Regions from separate parts of the Homo sapiens genome. Here regions 1 and 3 are each linked to region 2. Evidence: chromatin contacts called from ENCODE Hi-C or POLR2A ChIA-PET data. All regions are on one chromosome and are shown on one strand. The core of a region is the stretch at or near the end of the contact, and the rest is flanking DNA. Distances in the headings are between cores, read along the strand shown.

Evidence for each region. Hi-C counts contacts between places; a loop is a spot of excess contacts on that map. ChIA-PET counts read pairs that join two places held with the same protein, here RNA polymerase II (POLR2A). Pooled maps may share reads with other maps.
Region 1: a map of CD4-positive, alpha-beta T cell shows a loop between it and region 2 (22-fold over the local background). The contact joins two enhancer-like sites. A Hi-C loop is called at or near these places in 13 of 168 maps with a recorded cell type or tissue (A673, CD4-positive, alpha-beta T cell, Right ventricle myocardium superior and 10 more), 1 of 37 single-sample maps with no recorded cell type and 26 of 50 pooled maps. POLR2A ChIA-PET finds 5 or more read pairs at or near these places in 1 of 52 experiments (activated CD4-positive, alpha-beta T cell).
Region 3: POLR2A ChIA-PET joins it to region 2 with 12 read pairs in A549. The contact joins two enhancer-like sites. A Hi-C loop is called at or near these places in 18 of 168 maps with a recorded cell type or tissue (GM13976, GM23248, HL-60/S4 and 11 more) and 7 of 50 pooled maps. POLR2A ChIA-PET finds 5 or more read pairs at or near these places in 5 of 52 experiments (A549, A673, AG04450 and 2 more).

What each region holds. Positions count from the first base shown.
Region 1 is chr5:16,485,508-16,489,694 of GRCh38, reverse strand. The region is part of intron 3 of RETREG1 (reticulophagy regulator 1); the gene reads left to right. Among named protein-coding and RNA genes, the nearest start is that of ZNF622, 22 kb to the right of the region's middle. Within about 2 kb of position 2,119, at least 3 of the 41 ENCODE cell types and tissues checked have a DNase peak (open chromatin) inside an H3K27ac peak, as active enhancers do.
Region 2 is chr5:16,774,416-16,778,552 of GRCh38, reverse strand. All of the region lies in intron 9 of MYO10 (myosin X), which reads left to right. Among named protein-coding and RNA genes, the nearest start is that of RETREG1, 160 kb to the right of the region's middle. Within about 2 kb of position 1,737, at least 3 of the 41 ENCODE cell types and tissues checked have a DNase peak (open chromatin) inside an H3K27ac peak, as active enhancers do.
Region 3 is chr5:17,179,798-17,183,684 of GRCh38, reverse strand. All of the region lies in intron 1 of BASP1-AS1 (BASP1 antisense RNA 1), which reads left to right. Among named protein-coding and RNA genes, the nearest start is that of MIR10522, 26 kb to the right of the region's middle. Within about 2 kb of position 2,189, at least 4 of the 41 ENCODE cell types and tissues checked have a DNase peak (open chromatin) inside an H3K27ac peak, as active enhancers do.

The DNA.
Region 1 (4,187 bases), core at 870-3,369, 290 kb after region 2:
GCCTTAGTCAACCCTCAGTCCCAGAGCCAGGAATGGTGACAGTTAATGTACATTCACTGCATATTTATTAAAACGAACAGAAGTTAAATGATAATGAGATAGTATTTCTTCTATGCCAAGATTCATTTTGTTGCAGCATTATTTTTTCTAGTGCTCAAAGATACTATTGGTGAAAGGGATGAAACAGGCTGCTAGCACATGTTCTGTCTTACAGAATTACAATCTATTTTTAAAGAGCACAAGAGTGTCCTATTTCTTAGTCTTACAGAACCCCCTAATGGAGAATACTGTGTGCTGCATTCTGAAACTGCCAGCCAAGTGCATTAGAAATTCCATTATGCAGGCATTAAACTACACAAAGACAAATCTTATAATATTTAAACATTGTTTTGATAACTATATTTTTTAAGGGAACAAAGGTACATGATAATTTAAAAGATACACATAAAAGTAAAATAAGTGAACTGCTTCACATCCCAGTTTGACTGAGTTATTTTGTTCATAACAAAACTCACCACTTTGTATCCTACAGTTGGCGGTTGAATCACTTAAAATCAGTTTGATCCTTTTAAGGTCTGCTTTTTTTTTTTTTTTTTTTTTTTTTTTTTTTTTGAGACAGAATCTCGCTCTGTTGCCCAGGCTGGAGTGCAGTGGCGCTATCTCGGCTCATTGCAGCCCCTGCCTCCTGGGTTCAAGTGATTCTCCTGCCTCAGCCTCCTGAGTAGCTGGGACTACAGGCGCATGCCACCAGGCCTGGCTAATTTTTGTACTTTTAGTAGCGATGGGGTTTCACCGTGTTGGGCAAGATGGTCTCGATCTCCTGATCTCATGATCTGCCCACCTCGGCCTCCCAAAGTGCTGGGATTATAGGCGTGAGCCACCACGCCCGGCCTAAGGTCTGCTTTTAAGACTTGTTAGGACCAGAGCCGCATTTAGTTTAGGACTGATTATTCTCTGCTACTGAGGCAAGACCCTTCTGAGTATTCTACCCATGTCTGTGAATTTTGAAGTTTTTCGGTCTAGTTGGTGGGACTAGGTGTCATTCTTGGCCAAAGACACTGTTCCTTCTAGTCCTTTCTGATGGCTCTTTCCTGGCCTCCGGGCTCCTCACACGCCTGTGCCAGCAAAGCCTCAGCTGAAGACTCCAGGAATCCCCCACATCAGACCTCTCCCTTTATCTCCCTCTGTACTGTGCTCTACTCTCTGGCACTGGGTCCTGCAAACTCTGGCCCCTTGGATCTCCTTTTTGGACCCTCAGCAATGTCTCCTCAACTCAGGGAGTTGCCAGGTGGTACCTGGGTTGCTGCCCCTGCTCCCAGGCCAGGAAACACTCAAGGCAGCGAGCTGGGTGATCACATAACTCCCTTATTGGTTTCTCATCCCTTAGGAGTCACTGTCCTTCCTTGCCTAATGCCCAGAGTTTTGAAAATCGTTGTTGCATAGATTTTCTTTGTTTCAGGTGGGTTGGGTATATCAGCTCCCTCTCACACCGTCTTGCCCAGAAGCAGAAGTCTCCCTCCTCTTTATTTGTAGGACAGGAATTCAGTGTTACTTTATCAAGGGTATTTCTCACAGTGACTCTTAAGGTAAGACACACCTGCCTCAGCATCATCTAGGACACCTGTTAAAATGCAGATTTCTGAGCCTCACCCAGGCCTGCTCCATCTCCATCTCTTCAGTAAGGCCCACACAGCTGCTGCTTAAACAGTGCCCTGGGTGTCTCACAACTACAGCTGCAGGAACTGCATGAAGGGCTTATTTGGCCAGACCTCCCAATGTATATGGTAAATTGTATTCTAATAGGGACAGGGAGGAAGAAAGAAGGGATGTTGGTTTGAAATTCTACTGAGAAGCCAAAGCTCCTTTCTGTGGACAAAGTGAGTTTGCTTATCTAAGGAGCCATCTTTCCATGTTTTATTCCCTTAGAGTTTCACTGGCAGGTAAAACCAGAAATTCTTCAGCTGCTGAAAAAGGACTTTGCCCTGGCTTAGGCTTCTTTGATAAAGAATTGCTTGATTGGAGAATGGCCTTCATCAAAACACCTGACTAGTTTTTCCGTAAGAAGGAAAACTTAACCAGATGGCATCTGCTGGGGCTTTTTTGGGAGTCATTTACAGTTACAGATCCTTGAGCAAAGCCCATTTGATAGATGGCATGGCCATGTAGAGGCTGGGGCTTGTAGTGACTTCTCCCTGGGAACTACTTGAACTGGACTGGCTACGAGGATGGAAAGTTGGGGATGATGGTCATCGGGGGTGACTCTTAAATGGTCTTTATCTTGTGGCTGGAGTGTGTGGTGAGTTCACTCCTTAGTGAAGGCAAGAGTGTGAGAGAAAGCTGGAAGGCTGGCGAGAGGGAGGGGAGATGGATAGAAAGATGAACCAAAGAACCTATTTCCTTTTGAACTTGGAAAGTGCATGGTCTCTCTGAAACTAAGGAGGAAATATTAATAAAGCTACTGGTAATGAATTTTCTCCCTTAGTTGAGCGTCAGTCACAGAAGACTTGTATTGTTTGTTTAGGAACTTAGTACAAACTCAAAATGTTTTGAAGCCTTAGGTATTTTCATTTCCTTTTATGTTAGTTGGGCCTTATGTTGCATGGTGATCAGTGCCAAGGATGGTGGGAAGACAGCTACACACCATGGAAAAGATCTGTTCCCCAAGCCTTGCCCAGCATTCACAGGAGATCTTTTTTCTAGTTATGTGTTTTCCAAATAAGGCTCTCTGGGAAAACCTAGAGTTTCATTACGTAGCAACTCAGCGTGTGTATGTGTGTGTGTGCAGATGACACCTGTGTTAAACATCAACCAACCACTAAGCGTAGATCTTGGTTTCTGCTGAGTATTTGGATTCTGCACATGAAGTGCTCTGTTTTCCTGGAAAGGGTTGGTCCTGCATGATGGCACGTTGGTATTGGTCAATCACACCTCATCTCTTCTGGTTCTAGGAAGGAGTGAGGAACATGAAATGCTCCTTCTCATTCTGAATTGCCATGTGGTCTCTTCAAAGAATATCATTGAATGTATTCACCCTTTGAAGAGGGCACACATTTTAAAGGATCAGAACTGTATTGGAAACCCAGAGTCCTGGCCTTGGGTCTTGGCTCTGCCTCATACTAGCTGCAAAAAGTTGGATTTCACGTTCCTCACCTATAAAATAAGGGAATTTGAAAAGTTGACATCAAATGTCCCGTCTCATGACAAATTATCTAATTCTGTATAACCTAAATTGAACTGTGGTGACATAAATTAATGGTAAACTCACTGGAAGACTATAGAAATGTGAGTTCCTATGGTACTCAGAATTAATCACTGGGCAATTTAAAACTATTGTTAAACTCCCAGGGAGCACCTGTTTTTGGTCCAGAAGAAAAGATGTGGAGTGACATCTTTTTTTCACCCTGGAACTTACATTTTCTTTTTAAATCATATATATTTCGATTAAATTTTATTCAGCCCAATCTGAACATTTATTTTTAATCTCAAACACTTATTACTCTTTACAAACCCATTTGGTTAGATATTATTTTCAGGTTGTACACAATGAATTTCTCATTTCTGTTTGTGATTATAACAATTCAAATATCAATTATAATTTATTGTGTTAATAAAAATGTAAGTAATGATGAAATTTATTGTCCCAAAAAACTATTATATGAAGCTTTTTAAAAGGGAAAAATGTAATATAATTAAGAGTGTTTTCTTATGACTATGGAAGATAGTCAAAGATTGCATATTTTTTTCTTTCTTTCCAGCAAATAGTGTTTATCTATAGACACAGAGGAATAGTGCTACCAGCATTCAAGTTTTTGATAACAGTATTTTCCACATTTAGTGTGATGCAAGACACAAAGGGGGAACTTAATAACTTTTTATTGAATAAATGAATAAATTAGTGGATAGATGGTGTCCACTTGAAGTCCCCTGTGGAAAATAGATAAGACCCTTCCTTAAATGCTAAAGAGAGTTTTTAGTTATTTCATAGTAATCTCTATAAAACACTTTAAGTTATATGAAGTCTTTGTTCTAACATTATCTCTATAGTGACAATTTAGTATTATACTAGGCTCTTTTACAATTTGGGGACATTTACTTAAGCAGTAATAAAAAATATGTAAACAAATATGGATATGGTGTCATTTCCAAGACATGAATCCTAAAGATGATATTAGAACAAAGTTCCAGCA
Region 2 (4,137 bases), core at 488-2,987:
GTGCGTACGTCAGGCTCCAGTTCACTGTGGGATGCCCAGACAAGCCCTGGGCAGGTTCCCTCATCGACCCAAAAGCATCTAATGTAAACATTCTTGGGACGCTTGGAGATTCTCCAGGGACCCCATTTTATCTGCCTAAGCATTTGGCTGTCTCATGTTAAGGTATCATCCAGCCCTCGTGGCTTGTGATGGCCATTTCTGGTTGCGTGAGCATTAGTCATCCTGTCTCTGCATTGTGGCATGCCATGGTCTCTTGCAAGGGCTTTGTTACAAGGTATCTGCATTTAAGATAGCCCAGTCATCGAGCGTTGCGAACAGCCCCACCCAATCGGGCCTGGCCAGGAGATTTCATCACTGTGATCTTAAGTTCTTTACCAGAGCCCTTATTAGAACAGTTAGATGCAGCCGGGCACGGTGGCTCATGCCTGTAATCCCAGCACTTTGGGAGGGTGAGGCAGGCGGATCACGAGGTCAGGAGTTCAAGACCAGCCTGGCCAACATAGTGAAACCCCGTCACTGCTAAAAACACACAAAAAATTAGCTGGATATGGTGGCGGGCGACTGCAGTCCCAGCTACTTAGGAGCCTGAGGCAGGAGAATCGCTTGAACCTGGGAGGCGGAGGTTGCAGTGAGCTGAGATCACGCCTTTGCACTCCAGCCTTGTGACAGTGCAAGACTCCGTCTCAAAAAAAAAAAAAAAAAAAAAAAAAAAAGTTAGATGCAATGCACCTAGGGTGGCGTCATTATCATTCTAATCATCACAAATGCAGCTGACATTTAGTGAGCACTTACTGTTATGAACTTCACATGGAGTTTACTTTCCAATCACTCTCATCAACCCTCTGATGGTAGGAAGTATGGTTGTCTCCATTCTAAGACTCAGAGAAGTTAGTGACCAGCCTAACCTTACCCAGTACCTGGTGCAGCCCATATCCATACACAGTCTAACTCTGGATCCCACACTCTAAACCGCGATGCAGTAATACCTGGTTTCAGTGCACCTCAGATTCGTCCTCCTAGGCTGCCGCTGGAAGACTAGCAGCTCTTCATTCTGTTTTCCTTTTCATTGTCATAGATTATTTGTTACAACTGTCTGTGGAATGAAATCAGAATATTTTTAACAAATGGATATAAATCATGCATCATTTCTCTATGGCTAACATGTGTCTCCTTAAGTTGAAAATGAAATTCCAAACGGACTAGGCTATATACATGATTGTTTTCCACTCTGCCTCCCTTTTAAAGATGTCACAACCTGCCATTTATAATGCAGAGCGGTTTCTCGCTCCATCTCTCCTATTTTCTAACCTGTTAACAAAAACCCTCCTGCAGACAGCACCTTTTGGCATCTGCCTGCGGAGGTGTGGGATTTGGCCTTGCACGTTGGGTTTTATGCAGTGTTTTTCTAAGTATTTTAATTATCTTTTCCAATTTTATATTGGCCCTTTAGACCTCTCACTACTCAAACCTTCCATCACGGTTCATTTATTACTGTCTGCTGAAAAGATGATGTGTTAGAATAAATTCTCATTCTCGTTTTTGAGGAGCAGGGCAAAAAAAAAAGACTTGTCTCTGGCTTTTTTCCTATTTTATTTCTTGTTTCTTTCTTGAAGTAACGAACAATAATTTGTGATAAAAGAATACAGACAAGACACCTGATTATCCACATGGCAGTGTCACTGCAGGTCCCATCACCTGCGAGCTCGCTTGTTGGCCGCTAGGGAGCACTTGGCAGTGGCAGCTCCCTTGTCCTGGGAAGGCCCTGAGAAATCAGATACTCCGTTGGTACTCTGTGTTCTCTCGGGACATCATTTTCCACTTCAGAACTGTCTGTTCTTTTTGTCAGCTACAAGTAAACTTTTGGAACTTGGCTTCCCTTCAGTGATTGCTAGCTTTTATTGCTACATTGAAATAATAGGTCTTGGCATTTGAAATTTGATTTTATGACAAAAGGATATGTCAATCACCTAGAAAGGAAGAGAAATTTATACATGAAATTGACATAATGAGCATACCTAACAAATTTATTCTAGTTAATACATTCTACTTATAAAAGATATTTATAGATCCTTAAATATCTAATTTGCAATTACTTTTTAGTGTTAGTCTAGCAGGTGTATCAATGAAAACTTAGCTGATGTTTATTAATATCACAAACATGACATTTTTGCTATAATAATAGCAAAATTTAACCCGTTACTCTTTAACCTTGTACTGGAAATTCTAAGCAGTGCAGCAAAAAGAAAAAGAAAAAAAAAAGTGTAACTTTTGGGAAAGAGGGAGGAAAATATATTCCTTTCTATATACAATAAGATTTTCTTCTCCCAAACCTATGAGAATCAAGAATTGGGGGATAGGCGGGGTACAGTGGCTCATGTCTGTAATGTCAGCACTTTGGGAGGCTGAGGTGGGCAGATCACTTGAGCACAGGAGTTCAAGACCAGCCTGGGCAACATGGCAAAAACCCATCTCTACAAAAAAATACAAAAATTAGCCGGGTGTAGTGGCACACACGTGTAAACCCAGCTACTTGGGAGGCTGAGGTGGGAGGATGGCTTGAGTCTGGGAGATGGAGGTTACAGTGAGCCGAGATTATGTCACTGCACTCCAGCCTGGGCGACAGGGCCAGGCCCCATCTCAAAAATAAAAAAATTAGAAAAAGAATTGGGTCATGCCTATAATTCCAGCACTTTGGGAGGCTGAGGCTATGGATCACGAGGTCTGGAGTTCAAGACCAGCCTGGCCAACATAGTGAAACCCCATCTGTACTAAAAATACAAAAATTAGCTGGGCGTGGTGGCACGTGCCTGTAGTCCCAGCTACTCAGGAGGCTGAGACAGGAGAATTGCTTGAACCTGGGAGGTGGAGGTTGCAGTGAGCTGAGATCGCGCCACTGCACTCCAGCCTGGGCGACAGAGCAAGACTCTGTCTCGAGAAAACAAACAAACAAACAAACAAACAAAATTGGCCAGGCATTGTGGTGTACCTGTAGTCCTAGCTACCTTGGAGGTGTGAGGATTACCTGAGCCCAGGGAGTTCGAGGCTGTAGTGAGCCATGATCATGCCATTGCACTGCAGCCTGGATGACAGAGTAAGACCCTGTCTCAAAAACAAAAAACATGATTCTTTTTATCAACTTTAATGTTAGTGTATTCTGGCAATAGGACCTTTTAAGAATTTTGCTTATTTCATTGAGAATTTGCCTTAATGTATTTTTAAAATTTATCATTGGTCGCAATAAACATTAATATAAAAAAGTACCTATGAGGTATTCTGAACAGTTTTAGGAGCGTCTTGGTTTTTCCTGGGGCAGAGGCAATGAACCTATGCTAAATTTCATAGGCATTTCTTATACAGCCCTTCAAATTGCCCCTTAAAGTGTTAGGTCAGGATGAAAAGCTATTTCAAGTCAGTAGTAACAACTGGTTTATTTTATTGCTTGCATTTGGCCCACCAGGTTGGTGGCTGATGAAATGTGTATGAAGTAACAGGAGTCTTTGCTGAGTGATCATCTGTTTATTCTTTTACTCCACAAATATCGAATGTTTACAGCGTGCCTGGCACTGAGCAGGGCTGGGGTTTCCTGACCATATGGACCTTCCTGGGTATATCTGTGGGGCTTGAATGGTGTGTGACCTTGTGTACGCATGCGTGAATTCATTTGTCATGAGTCAGATTTTATTAAAATTTAAAGGACCAACTTTTTACTTTCATGTTGTGAAACTTGGAAATGTCAGTCTCTTTCAGTGTTGGAAAACTTGGGTGGTCAGCCAATTTTATATTATAAAGTATTTTTAAAATAATATAATATTACTTGATAAAACATAACATTGGCCGGGCACGGTGGCTCACGCCTGTAATCCCAGCACTTTGGGAGGCCGAGGCAGGCAGATCATGAGGTCAGGAGATCGAGACCATCCTGGCTAACACAGTGAAACCCCGTCTCTACTAAAAATACACAAAATTAGCCGGGTGTGGTGGTGGGCGCCTGTAGTCCCAGCTACTCGGGAGCCTGAGGCAGGAGAATGGCGTGAACCCAGGAGGCAGAGCTTGCATTGAGCTGAGATTGCACCGTTGCACTCCAGCCTGGGCAACAGAGTGAGACTCCGTCTCAAAAAAATAAATTAAAAAAATAAA
Region 3 (3,887 bases), core at 940-3,439, 400 kb before region 2:
TGCCCTGACATAAGGGAAAAAAGTAGGCCAGATGATTTTTGAAGTTCTAAAGGCAGCTCCAGCCGGGTGCAGTGGCACTCACCTGTAGTCTCAGCTACTCAGGAAGTTGAGATGGGAGAATGGCTTGAGCCAAGGAGTTCAAGACCAGCCTGGGCAACATAGCAAGATCCCATCTTAAAAAATAATAATAATAATAAATAAAGGCAGCTCTACAAGCACAGTGAACTATTAACACAGAGTAGGGCTTGGCGTCTGCCAGTGTGGATTGAAATCTTTGCTCCATGCTTCTAAACAGTGCAACCATGAGACTGTTGCTTGCTTTCTTTTGAAAACGATAAAGAATACCTATGTCACAGATTCCTGTAAGAATTGAATTCTTTAAACATATATAAAGCATCTGACTTAAGAAATATGTCATAATGCTAGTACCCTCCTTCTTAAAATGCTATGATTTCAAACATCAAGGAATCTGGGAAGTTTGCCTTTTTGGAGCACAACTAGACAATTCTGTCCAAAATATTTCCCACTATAACTTATTACTCATTGGAGGATCAGTATAAACATTTAGGTCAATACCACTGAAAAATACTCATGAGACAGAAGTATTGCATAGTCCATGTCTTATGTGAGATATTTTAGATACTTTTTCTTTCTTGTTTCTTCCTTATTTTTTCCTTATTCACTTCCAAATAAAAGAAAGGTATAAGTTGAACCAAGTTGAGAAAGTGAAGTCTTTACAAAGTTTATATTGCTAATTAAATTAAGGTTTTTAGCAGATCAAGGACGAATAGCTGAGTTCAACAAAATATTTCCTTTGATCTCAAGGCTTTTTACTTCAAAGACTAACCAGCGGGATCATGCAGGGGGCTGGCAGTGAACCCCTCCTCTCCCCACAATGAGGGGGCTTGGGTGAAAAGAACTTTGGAGAATCCACTTCAGAGCAGTGTGAACACCTGCAGTGGTTGGTCCTGCCCAGGCCAGCCTCTGGGGTGAGACATGTCAGCGGAAAATAAATGAGTCAGAAGATGTGAGTTTGAGGCTTGAGTCTACCCGTTACTCACATCCCATGAAAAAGTTGCTTGACATCAGTCTTCATGTTCTCCCATGAAAAATGGGACAATGATGCCTAACTTATTTGTCTCCTAGCTTTGATCTAAAGATAATGCTGGCTCTTTGAATATAGCAAATACTGAAATAAGATTAAGAAATAAAACCCCAGAGTGATACTCAAACAGTTTGCATTTTCTTCCAGGAAGAGTTTTTCAGCCTGGCGTGGTGGCTCACACCTGTAATCCCAGCACTTTGGGAGGCCAAGGTGAGTGAATCTCCTGAGTTCAGGAGTTCAAGGCCAGCCTGGACAACATGGTGAAACCGTCTCTACCCAAAATACAAAAAATTAGCCCAGCATGGTGGTGTGTGCCTGAGGTCCCAGCTACTCGGGAAGCTGAAGTGGGAGGATTGCTCAAGCCTGGGAGGTGGAGGTTGCAGTGAGTCGAGGTCGTGCCACTGCACTCCAACCTGGGTGACAGAGTGAGACTCCATCTAAAAAAAAAATAGTTTTTCTACTTCTCTCTCCAGTGCTGTACACAGTAGGTGCTCAATATTTCTTTGTTGAGTGAGTGAAGGGGCAAATGAAGACTGTGGTGAGAGGTGGGCCCTGGGACCCTCTGCCATGTAGATTTGTTCTTCCTTCCTCTTAGATGACCCCATTCATCGTGCCATTGCAGCCTAGGCCCTACTTAATCCTGGGATGTGGTAAGAAGAGAACGCCAGGGTCGGGGAGGGAGAAGGGCAGTGGGAAGCTGGGAGAAAGAAAGGGCCACCCTGGCGCAAGGAAGGAAGAAGGACGGTTATGGGCAATTCCTGCAACTGCCCTCTAATGAGAGCCTGCTGTGTCCCCAATATAAAGTGTGTCACACCACCTTGGACAGGTGGTCCTCAGCGTTATTCCATTGAACCCATGTTTGCATCTGATTGAAAGGATTAAGCATTTATATGTTTCCAAATTTTCATAAGCCTGGAAAGATGAACACCCTACTTGGTGAAATCCAATGGCGAGTCATCCTAAATTCTTAGTCACCAAAGAGAGAATTTGGGGCACTGGGGAAACCCAGACGCTGACTACGCAATGAGAACATAATGAATAATGAGGGCTGAAACATTACAGGTATGTGCCACAGGCTTCTAGAGATGGCTTTCAAGCTTCCCTGTGACTTTGAACTTCTCATTCTCACAATGCTTTTGGACAGACTTTATTTTTCAGAATCAGAGATAACGGGCAGATGCTAATGGGCTGAGCTTTGCTGTGAGCTCTGGGGTGGGGCCTAGATGGGATCCTCCTGTGGGTGTCAGCACTGGGTGTTACCACGTCAGCGTTCCCCTGCCTTAGATGGATTGTTTCTCTTTGACGTTGGGATGGTTTCCTAACCCACGTCTGCAGTGAATCAGCCCCTGATAGAGGAATGATTCAGTGGACTCCTGTAGTCGGGTACCCAGGTTGAAGGAGACACATTCAAAGACACTGGTATCACTCAGGATGTCTGAGGCTGCAACTCACAGGAGATCCAGCTGATAGTGACTTCAAACATAACCATGTGTGTTTATCTCATGCAGCAGGAAGTCTAGGGATTTATGGCTCCAGGGTTACACAGCTTCTCTGGAATTCTGGTTCTAGAAAGGCAGTATGTCACAACAGTGAGGAGTACAGCCTCTGCCATGGGTCTCCCTGAGTTCAAATCCCAGCTTTGGTGCTTCTTGTCTGTGAAACTTCCCACAAATTACTGAACTTCGCTGAGCCTCGGCTCCCTCCTCTGTCAATTGGAGAGAACAGTAGTTGTCCTTCCAGAGTTGCTGTTAGAATTAAATTAGTTAATATCTATAAACTGCTTAAGGAGAGACTGGCATGTATTAAGCACTATGAGTGTTAGTTCTTGTCATCTTTATTTATTTTTATCATCCCCTCATTGTCACAAGATCGTTCCCAAAGCAGCAGGCTTTCACACCACACGACAGTATGCAGGACAGGAAGGAAAGTGCTGGAGGGGACAAGGCAAGGGATAAGAATGACACAGGCCTCTCTTGGGCATCTCTCTCCTTTAGCAGGGAGAAAACTCCTTCCCAGACCTCATGCCTTTCTCAGAGCCTACAGGTCAGGACTGGGCCACACAGTGATGTCTGAGGCAATACCTGGCAAAGGAGAGTGAAATCATCATGGTTTGGAGCCTCTGTGCTATCTCCCGTGGTAGCTCCTAATAACCACATAAAGCAATTTAGATTTAAATTAAAATTAAATAAAATTTAAAATTTAGGCCGGGCGTGGTGGCTCACGCCTGTAATCCTGGCACTTTTGGAGGCTGAGGTGGGTGGATCCCCTGAGGTCAGGCGTTTGAAACCAGCCTAGCCAACTTGGTGAAACTCCGTCTCTACTAAAAATACAAAAATCAGCCAGGTCTGGTGGTGCATGCCAGTAATCGCAGCTACTCAGGAGGCTGAGGCAGGAGAATCGCCTGAACCCAGAAGACAGAGGTTGCAGTGAGCCAAGATAGCGCCACTGTACTCCAGCCTGGGTGACAGAGCGAGGCTCCAGCTCGAAACAAAATAAAAATAATTAAATTAAATTAAATTAAATTCAGTTGCCCAGTCACTTGAGCCACATTTCAGGTGCTCAGTAACCACGTGGGGCCAGTGGTCTCCATAATGGACAGTGCAGCCCTAGACCGTTTCCATCATCCAGGAAGGTCTGTCAGACAGTGCTGGAATCAGAGCCCACTCCCGCAGCTGGATGAGGGTAAACCTTCCCTGAGCACATTTTCTCATGGTGTCTGAACAAAATCAGGGCTGTGTTCACAAGGAAGGAGGAGGAGTGGCTGCTGGGTTGGTAATCAACA